Regions from separate parts of the Homo sapiens genome. Here region 2 is linked to region 1. A link is a loop called in an ENCODE intact Hi-C map of the cell type or tissue named here. Cell type or tissue: GM12878. All regions are shown on one strand. Links, peaks and the distances in the headings refer to the core of each region. The heading gives the core; the rest is flanking DNA.

Region 1 (5,112 bases), core at 695-4,694:
TCTCAACTAGACCCAGTGTCTGTTGTTTCCTTCTTTATGTTCCTAACTTCTTATCCTTTAGCTCCCATTTGAAAGTGAGAACATGTGGTATTTGGTTTTCAATTCCTGCATTAGTTTACTGAGGATAATAGCCTCCAGCTGCATCCATGTTCCCACAAAACATATGATCTCATTCTTTTTTATGGCTGCATAGTATTCCATGATGAATATGTAACACATTTTCTTTATCCCATCTGTCACTGATGGACGTTTAGGTTGATTTCATGTCTTTGCTATTGTGATTAGTGCTGCAGTGAACATTCATGTACATATGTGTCTTTATAGTGGGATGATTTATATTCCTCTGGGTATATGCCCAGGAATGGGATTGCTGGGTCAAATGGTAGTTCTGCTTTTATCTCTTTGAGGAATTGCCATACTGCTTTCCACAATGGTTGAATTAATTTACACTCCCACCAACAGTGTATAAGTGTTCCCTTTTCTCTGCAACCTCACCAGCATCTGTAATGTTTTGCCTTTTTAGTAATAGCCATTCTGACTGGTATGAGATGGTGTCTCATTGTCATTTTGGTTTGCCTTTCTGTAATGATGAGTGATATTGAGCTTTTTGTCATATGCTTGTTGGCCACGTATATGTCTTCTTTTGAGAAGTGTCTGTTTGTGTCCTTTACCCACTTTTTAATGGGGTCGTTTTCCTCTTGTAAATTTGCTTAACTTCCTTATAGATGCTGGATATTAGACCTTTGTCAGATGCATAGTTTGCAAATATTTCCTCCCATTCTTTAGGTTGGCAAATTTTTTATCCAAAAAATATTGATTGACTTCTCTACTTTATGCCAAGCATGGTTCTAGGTGCTAAGTACAGAGCAGTGTAAAATGGTCTAGCTATACAGAGGCTTGGGTTTACGAAGCTGACAGTAAAATGACTCAGGGTTTTGTGAAGTGGGTGAAGGATTTTGCAGAGCTGCTCAAACTGCATATGCAGAACTGTTGACCAGTGAGGATGGTGAGGAGGACAGGTCAGTAGCCAGGGAGGCGCTAGTGGGCAGGGGCAGTGGCATGATGTGAAGATGTACCCAGCAATGTTTGGGGTACCCAGGACATGAGCAGTGGTTGGAAAAGTGATGAAGCACTGAAATAATTTCCAAGGATGATTTGTGGTCAAGCCAGAGAAGCCACATACAAAATAGAGAATATTTAATCATGATATCCTGCAATAAAAATCATGGGAAAACAACACAGTCTATTCAATGTTTATTCTAAGTATTAATACGTAGCTACATATAAGTATAAGCTGGTTTTCATTATTTGTATTTGTTTTATTGAAATCAAATTTTTTTCTTCCCAATTAACTACGACATTTTGGTCTGTTTCACGTGAATCCACTTTCCAATTCCAAGTTCATCAGGATCCCACGGTTCTCTTGTTTGTGTGGGCTCTTTCTGGCAGTTCTTTTCAAGGTCATTTTGAGCTGCCTTCCACTGAGCTTTGCAGGAAGAGCCTGTGGTCTGAGAAGCCACAAGCAATATCTGAGGCAAGGCAGGTTTGGCCGACCTCGTAATAGGTCTTGATTTTCATCTAACACCAATCAGTTACTCTGTTTGTCAGGAAAGGTTAATCAGGGGCTACTCTGAGCTTCTGAACCACCTGGCTCTAGGGTTGGGAACCACTTCTTTCACCTCCAGGCTGAGTCTATTGAGAGGCGGGTCTAGGTCCTCACATGGAGCCTCTGCTGTAACCTCCCTGCACTTTGCTCCCCAAAGACAGCTGCATCCCCTCTAGGATTTTCCCCATTGCTTCCTGCATTGTCCTTTGTGAAAATGCAGACACGGCTATGAGTAGACCCCTGTTTCTACCTGAGTCGGCAGGTTCACGGGGGCCTGACAGCATGGTTTTGGTTAGATAGGCAGACAAAGGAAACTCCTGAGATTGGACGGGGCGGCATCCAGAGAGAAGAAGAAGAAAAACACAAAACAGTTGTGCGTGTGAGCACTGAGGACACGCATTCACGCTGCCTCTTACTTCCCAGGGACCAGAAGGGCTCACATGAAAGTCGATTTCTCCTCCTTTTTTTCATTTCTTTTATGTTCTTTCATTTCTCCACATGGTGTGCTAGCATCTGATTTTATGTTGTCACGCATTTCCTTCTTTTCTCACGTCTTCCTTTCCCTGTTTTAATTTTTATTTTAATTTTCCTTTTGTTTCTTTTAAGCTTTTATTTCCTTTTTTCCCTTTTTTAATGAATTTTCTTCCTTTGCTTTTCTTTCTTCCCCTTTTCTTGTGTTGCTTTATTACTTAGAGACGAAATGTTTTCCGGGTGTGTGTTATGTGGGTAAAGTGCTACCTTTGGTAAACGGTTGTACAGAGGAGAAAGCTGGAGTGCTGTGGTTTTCTTTTTACAACATTTTGACACATGGAACCGCATGCTGAAGATGAGAAGCTAGTTTTTGGTGCGGCTGAAACTATCGTAGCCATGATATTCTAGTTCAATAGATGGCAAATCTTACTGCACTTTAGACTTGCTTTCATTCTCTCTTTCGAAATGTGACATCTCTTTTGTTTCTCTGTCTCCTTTCCTTCCTTTTTTCTTCCTCCCTCCTTTTTTCTTTTTCTCTCTTCTTTTTCTCCTTCCCTCCTTCCTTTCTCTCTTTCTCTATTTCTTTTTTCTTTTGTTTGTATGCCAAGACAATGGCTCCTGGGCCAGTCCTGAGTGAAACTGTCACATAGTTGAAGTGACAGATGACTTCCCACTTTTTGCATTTCTCCCTTAGTGCCAGAGAGTTTTGTGACATCATTACTGCCCAGGCCTCACTCTACTGAAATAGCAGGTCAGGATTTGTTGGCATTAGTGATGCCATCAGAAGAAAGAAGGTGTTCATCACTAATAAATAGATCCACTTGTTACCTTGCTGGGTTATCTTAATTTTAAGAAAGAGTTACCACAGTTTATTCTTTAGATCGGGTTCCCAAACTTTTTGGTCTCAAGACCCCTTTATGCTATTTTAAAAATTACTGAAGGCCCTCAGGGAGTGTTTGTTTATGTACGCTATATCTGTCATGTTTACTGTATTAGAAATCAATATTGAGCAAAATTTAAAACACAAGAATTTTCAAGCATGCATACCACTAGCTGGCAGAGCCTCTGGAAATATCTACTGTATACCTGTGAGAGAACTGGAGTGAAGAGGGGGAATTTCCTCTCAATATCACTAGGAAAATAGATTTGAACTGGCATATCCCCTAAAGGGACACAGAGATGCCCAGGGCCCCCAAACACACTCTAAGGACCATGGACTTAGATATTTAGTGACAATTACTGAGTACTTTATGGTAGGAATTCCAGAAATGGTGTGAGGAAGGTGGGAGAATACTGGACTTTCATGGTATCAAGAATTGATACCACATGTGGGGCCCTACTCTACCCATGTGTAAGACAACCCTGTATATCTGAAGAATGAGATCATGTGTATATTCAGTGAGAATGATTTGGTATCTTTTTCATAACTGTCAGAATCTTAGCCAGAATGATTATAACCTGAACATTTGATACTGTAGGTCAGTGTCAGAGACACCAGCCCAGCATTATTGCCTAACAGTCTCTTTGTAAAATTCAGCCTCTTGATATGATACCAAGAAAAGCACCAGGGGTTTTGGCTGTGTTTCTCACTACATGGTTAACCAAGTAACACTTATGGAACTATGTGTGAACAATCATATCCTCTTTTCTATTTATCTCCCGGACTTAAAAACAAAAAACAAAAAACAAAAAAAACCCTTTCTCTTACAAGAATGTGTCATTCACAACTGGGTGCGGTGGCTCATGCCTGTAATCCCAGCACTTTGGGAGGCCGAGGTGGGCGGATCACAAGGTCAGGAGATTGAGACCATCCTGGCTAACACGGTGAAAGCCCGTCTCTACTAAAAATACAAAAAATTAGCCGGGCGCGGTGGCGGGCGCCTATAGTCCCAGCTACTCAGGAGGCTGAGGCAGGAGAATGGCGTGAACCTGGGAGGTGGAGGTTGCATTGAGCCGAGATCACACCACTGCACTCTAGTCTGGGTGACAGAGCAAGACTCCGTCTCAGGAAAAAAAAAAAAAAAGTAGTATAAAGAGGTCATTCACAACGGAAGAACTGTGTTAGGTAACATCACCAATTATTTTTATGATTAAGTATCTTCCAGTTGGGTGTCCCAAAATTTGACAACCTGTATCTAATCATTTGCTTCTTCTTTTCAGATAGTTTTGAGGCAGCTGTGCCATCAAATAGCCACATTGTTTCGGAACCTGGAAAGAATGTCACACTCACTTGTCAGCCTCAGATGACGTGGCCTGTGCAGGCAGTGAGGTGGGAAAAGATCCAGCCCCGTCAGATCGACCTCTTAACTTACTGCAACTTGGTCCATGGCAGAAATTTCACCTCCAAGTTCCCAAGACAAATAGTGAGCAACTGCAGCCACGGAAGGTGGAGCGTCATCGTCATCCCCGATGTCACAGTCTCAGACTCGGGGCTTTACCGCTGCTACTTGCAGGCCAGCGCAGGAGAAAACGAAACCTTCGTGATGAGATTGACTGTAGCCGAGGGTGAGTGAGCACCAGACATCTTCTGGTATCAAACATGGAAAAAGCCAGCCCCGTGGGCTGGTCTCTGTTTTTATTTATGGTAAACATGTTCATTTAATGCGCATATTCAGCATTTTTTTAAATGGCTGAATTTAGGTGAGTTGGCCATTATTCTAGTATTGAGGGTTTCTTTATCTTGTGAATCCATCAATCAGATACAGCAATAAAAATCTTTCCAATTTTCTTATCTGCCACCATCCTGAAGCTTAAAAAAGAAATTCGTAAAGGGCTGAAAAACATATGGTATTACCAGCCTTCAGGTTTCAGCTGTAGAACTCCTATCTTCCCAATTACATGAATATTTTTGATGGTGGTGATAAGGTGTTAGAATCCCCACATACCCCAGCAATACAAGACAGTGCTAGGTTGATATGGCTGAAGCAGGGCTGCGTTGAGTGCATTTCAGCAGGTGTTTGAGAATGCGGTTGCCAGTTTGCCAGACAGGAGCCTTTTTTTCTCTCAGTCTTTTTCAGATGTGGATGCAGAAACAG
Region 2 (4,624 bases), core at 33-4,032, 63 kb before region 1:
ATACAGCAGTATTGAGAGCTCAGGAGGCAAAACAACCTTTTTGACACTGAGAGTGTTAAAAGACCCTCAGTGGACCCCGACAAGAGTGGAGCCCACTGGGCCACGGGTAACATGAGGTGGGGGCTGCCTTCCTGGACGATCAGCTGTGGCCTAGCTGGGATCTGCACTGCCATCAATGTGCTGAGGACTGGAGGTCCCACAGCTAGCCAGGCGTGGAACAGGATTTGAACCCAAGTCTCTCTGCAAAGCTCACACTCTTATACTTACAGGATGGCAGCTCTCGCCCACTTTACTAAGTAGCCACAATGCAGTGTGCAATGTTATCAAATAGTTGCAGCAGAAAGGGATGTGGAATGCAGAGGAGAAAGGCATGAGCTTTGTCAGGGAACTGGGACTGGGGGAAAGAGATAGTGGGTATCTGCAAGTCCCTGTTTGTCCATATAGCTGTACTGCTGGCTGCTGCTTCCTGGTGTCATTTAGAAAAATTCCCAAAGAAGAACTTAGCACTTACCCGGGCCTGATGCTTGAGGTCTGGAGTCCTTAAGGTGTGTGTGTAAGTACTTATTTCCTTGAAACCTTGAGACCCTCAAGAGAGGGGGACTAAAAACAGTGGAGGAAGAAAAGAACAGTGGCCAAGGGAGTCGTGGGTGAAGTTTGCTGGGCCCTTGGCAATGCTAAAACCAGGTAAGAACCAGGGTGTGGATTTCTGCTCCAGGGAGCACCTTTCACAGCAGTTCATCCATTGCTTACTTTCATGGGGATATGTGTGTTGTAAAAGGTCTTCAATGATTGATTGTGCAAACATATAACATTTCCACAATATACTAGGTGAAGACCTTTTTGCAGAGTGCCGTCAATAAGTGCCTCATGAATAGCCATTCATAGCCTGACCTGCTTAATAATGTAAAAGAGTATAAAATTCCAGGTAACTAAAAAAATATTTTTGATGCATTCTCAAAATTGGGTCTTGCCATAGAGGAGCATAGGACATACCTCCATTTATTCAAGACTTCTTTTATTTCCTTTGATAAATTAGCAAATTTCTTTGTTTAAATCCTACAAATTCTTGAGGTACATTCATATATATTCACACAGGCACACAATTATACCTACATATACATACACGTGTAAATTTTGCTGTTCTTTTGGATAGGATATACAATAAAGCTACTGAGTCTTATAAAATTATTTTGCTAGGCAGCTTATTAAATTCTTTTCTGTTTTATTTGACCATGTTCTCTAGGTGGATCACCTACAAATCCTACATTTTAAATAATTTTCAAGGTTTACAGCTCCTATTCCTTTTTAAAATCCATTACATTTAGTTAAAACCTCCAGAATATGTTAAATATTGACAGTGATTGTGGCCATCCTTGTCTTATTTCAAAATTGAATTGAGATTTTTCTAGTGTCTCACTATCAAGGTTGCTGTTAGTTTCTCATAAATTTTCTTTATCATGCTGATGAAATTGTAAAATTGCTGTAAGTCTTTCCCAGGAAAGGATATTTAAAATTATCAAGTATCTGGCCAGGCACAGTGGCTCATGCCTGTAATTCCAGCACTTTGGGAGGCCGAGGCAGGCGGATCACTTGAGGTCAGGAATTCAAGACGAGCCTGGCCAAGAAGGCAAAACCCTGTTTCTACTAAAATTACAAAAATTAGCCATGCGTGTTGGTGCATGCCTGTAATCCCAGCTACTTGGGAGGCTGAGGCAGGAGAATCACTTGAACCCAGGTAGTGGAGGTTGCAGTGAGCCAAGATCGTGTCACTGTGCTCCAGCCTGGGCAATAGAGCAAGCCTCCATCTCAACAACAACAACGAAAATTGTCAAGTATCTTTTTGGCATTTACTGGTTGTGTTCATCATAATTGCCTTTTGTTGCTGGAGGAAACTGAGATGTTTGTTCTGCAGTAGCTCCTGCTTTCTATGTTCAGTTCGTTGCTTCCTTGTGGTCTCGTAGTGTCCTTTAACTCAGTCTTTTATTGCCTGTATTCTTTTTATTTTCTTTTTCTTTTCTTTTCTTTTTTTTTTTTTTAAGATGGAGTCTCGCTCTGTCACCCAGGTTGGAGTGCAGTGGCACAATCTTGGCTCACTACAACCACTGCCTCCCAGGTTCAAGTGGTTCTCGTGCCTCAGCCTCCCAAGTAGCTGGGATTACAGACGTGCACCACCACAACTGGCTAATTTTTGTATTTTTAGTAGAGACGGGGTTTCACCATATTGGCTAGGCTGGTCTCGAACTTCATGTGATCCGCCTGCCTTGGCCTCCCAAAGTGCTGGGATTACAGGTGTGAACCACCGTGCCCAGCCATTGCCTGCATTTTCTATGCACTGCTGGTTACTTCTAGAGGCTTGGCTGCATTCAGGCTCAGCTACTCGGGGAAGAGGACTTCCTAGGTGGCGCTGCTTTCTTCCTGCTGCATCGTGTTGGGAGTCCCTCTCATGCCTGGCTGTGCCATATTTAGCAAGATTACGGCTGATCTGAGGGCTCAGGTATCGTCAGTCAGCAGCACGTTTCATCATAGGGTTCCCCATTAACCTTCCACCTCATGGTTTTAGCATCTATTAACAATTGTCTCCATCTATTATTTTAATAGGGGTTGCAAAATGGTGACTTAAAAAATAACTATGATTGTTTTTTCCACTTAGTAGCTGAATTTTCCTATAAAGAGAAACTCGGGTCACCTTGAATTATAATTTGTACAGGAAAGGCAGAGCAAATGCTTGATTCTTTCTTTCCTTACCCTTTGTTAGAACAGCAAGTTAGTGCCTTGGTGACCTTAGAAAAAAAGAGGAAGGAGGTAGCTGATGCGATGCTGCAACTAGGGATGTGATGACTTTTGCTGTTTCCTGCTTCTGTCAGCAACTGGTAAGGTTGAAGAGTGTCTTTGCTTTAAGTTGTTCAAAAAGCCTTTTGCAAGGGTCATGAAAAAATGTTGGAGAGAGGGCTCTTGTTGATCTCTGAGTGGTAATCTTCATTCTATCTCACTGCTTTCCCTCTTTACGTCCATTTGTTCTGCTGGTTAGAACATTTAGGACATCTGTTCTCTGGAGGGATAGGGCAATTTAATTTGTCTCAGGTTATTTTTATTGTTTGTTTTGTAATTTATTATCGATCATGTGATATTTCAACATTTCCCCTGTTTGCTGAGTAAAATTCTGTAGTTACCATGTTGGGGGAACAATGTTGCATCCTTGGGGCCAAGATACTGGGATGCCTGTGTTTCTTTGGAAATGATTCAAAGCTAAGTCTTGGGTTCTTTGTATTTATTACCATATTTCGAGAGCCTCCAAGAGGAAGCTAAATAAACCAGAGAGGATAAACCTCTACAGAGAAACAACAAAAGGTATCTCCATTGTGCCTCCCTTAAAAATAGCAATAGCTAAATAATAAAAATAAAAAACAAAATAGCAATAGCTTTATTATGGGTGATAAGGAGAAGGATGTGTGTGTGTGTGTGTGTGTGTGTGTGTGTGTGTGTGTGTTTGCCTGTGAACACTGAATTAGGGAGTGACCATGAAAAACTAATTTGGGAAAACCCCCCAGCCTGTATCAATCTGCATTTTGTGAGTCAGGGAGTAAGCAAAAGATACTTTCAAGCTAGGTCCCTGTAGGTATGAGCAGCAGCTACTGTCACGATAGATAGGATTTGCATTCACCCTATTGTGAACCACGTGGGTAGACGGTGACTGTTTCAGCCGATGTGTGAGGTTCACTTCAGGGCCCACTGAATAATTTTGAGGAAGAGTTTTGACTCAAAAGAAAACTTGTCTTTGGGTGTGTCCTGCAAAAATCAGTGGGTGTTTTGGGTCAAGACTGTTTTTGTCTTTTTCCTTGAGAAAATCGAAAATTGAGGCAAAAAAGCAGCCCCAACGATGGCAGATTGGAAACAAGATGGAATTGGGATTGTGATCACAATATGGAAACCTTACAGATGGAAGTCATTGCATGGCTTCGTCCTATTCTACAAGTGCTGACTGAGCACCTGGCATGGTCAAGGGCCCTGTGCAAGGATCTGATAGAGCAGGGATAAGAGACTTTACCTGGGCCTGGAAGTGCCTGTCAGGCTCTAGTAAAAAATGCAGCGAGTGAATAGGCATAATAGGATGTGGCAAGTATTTCAGTGAGGACATATTTGGGGTTCTCAGGAAACTCACAGGACAGATGTGGGCCCCAGGGAGAGTATAAGATACATTGGAGCTGAGACCTGCTGGATGGGAGAGGGATAAGAGGTGAGGAAACTCCACGTGCAAAGGCCCTGCCCCATTAGAGCATTGTCCTCAAATTACACAATGTAAGTTGGATGAGCAATAAAGGCTAGGAGTGAGCAGAAGACTTATAAGACATAACACTGGGAAAATGGCAGTCATCAATGACGCAGGCCTTGCAAGTCAGTAAGACATTTGGATATTCTCTTGGGGACAGTGAGGCATTGAAGGGAGTGACGAGAGTCAGGCAGGTGTTTGAGAAGGCTACTCTGGCTACCTCTGGCCCACAATAAGTCTTAGTAAACACTTGTGTCTTGAGAGGCAGTATTGCACTTTCTTCTCCCTTGCTTTCGTATATGCGGTGGTCCAGCAGAAGAGACCAGTCCTGTACCTGCGATGCATAATTAAATGTGC

The links. A loop is a pair of places that touch in the nucleus more often than their neighbours do. Peaks named below come from ENCODE experiments on the same cell type or tissue, not always from the same donor. Only the 100,000 strongest peaks of a DNase experiment are listed, where the experiment ranks them.
Region 2: it touches region 1 in a loop (3-fold over the local background); 10 of 110 quality-filtered maps call a loop at or near these places.

What each region holds. Positions count from the first base shown.
Region 1 is chr18:69,895,171-69,900,282 of GRCh38, reverse strand. CD226 (CD226 molecule) reads left to right here. Exons shown (of 6, transcript NM_001303618.2): 3 at 4,238-4,582. Among named protein-coding and RNA genes, the nearest start is that of CD226, 50 kb to the left of the region's middle. In GM12878, for the core only: no CTCF peak of the experiment used is centred there; DNase peaks (open chromatin) are centred at 1,512, 2,422 and 3,662; H3K4me3 peaks cover 1,432 bases; H3K27ac peaks cover 2,223 bases.
Region 2 is chr18:69,957,652-69,962,275 of GRCh38, reverse strand. It overlaps a transcript of CD226 not described here. Among named protein-coding and RNA genes, the nearest start is that of CD226, 12 kb to the right of the region's middle. In GM12878, for the core only: a CTCF peak has its summit at 2,408; no DNase peak of the experiment used is centred there; H3K4me3 peaks cover 807 bases; H3K27ac peaks cover 1,814 bases.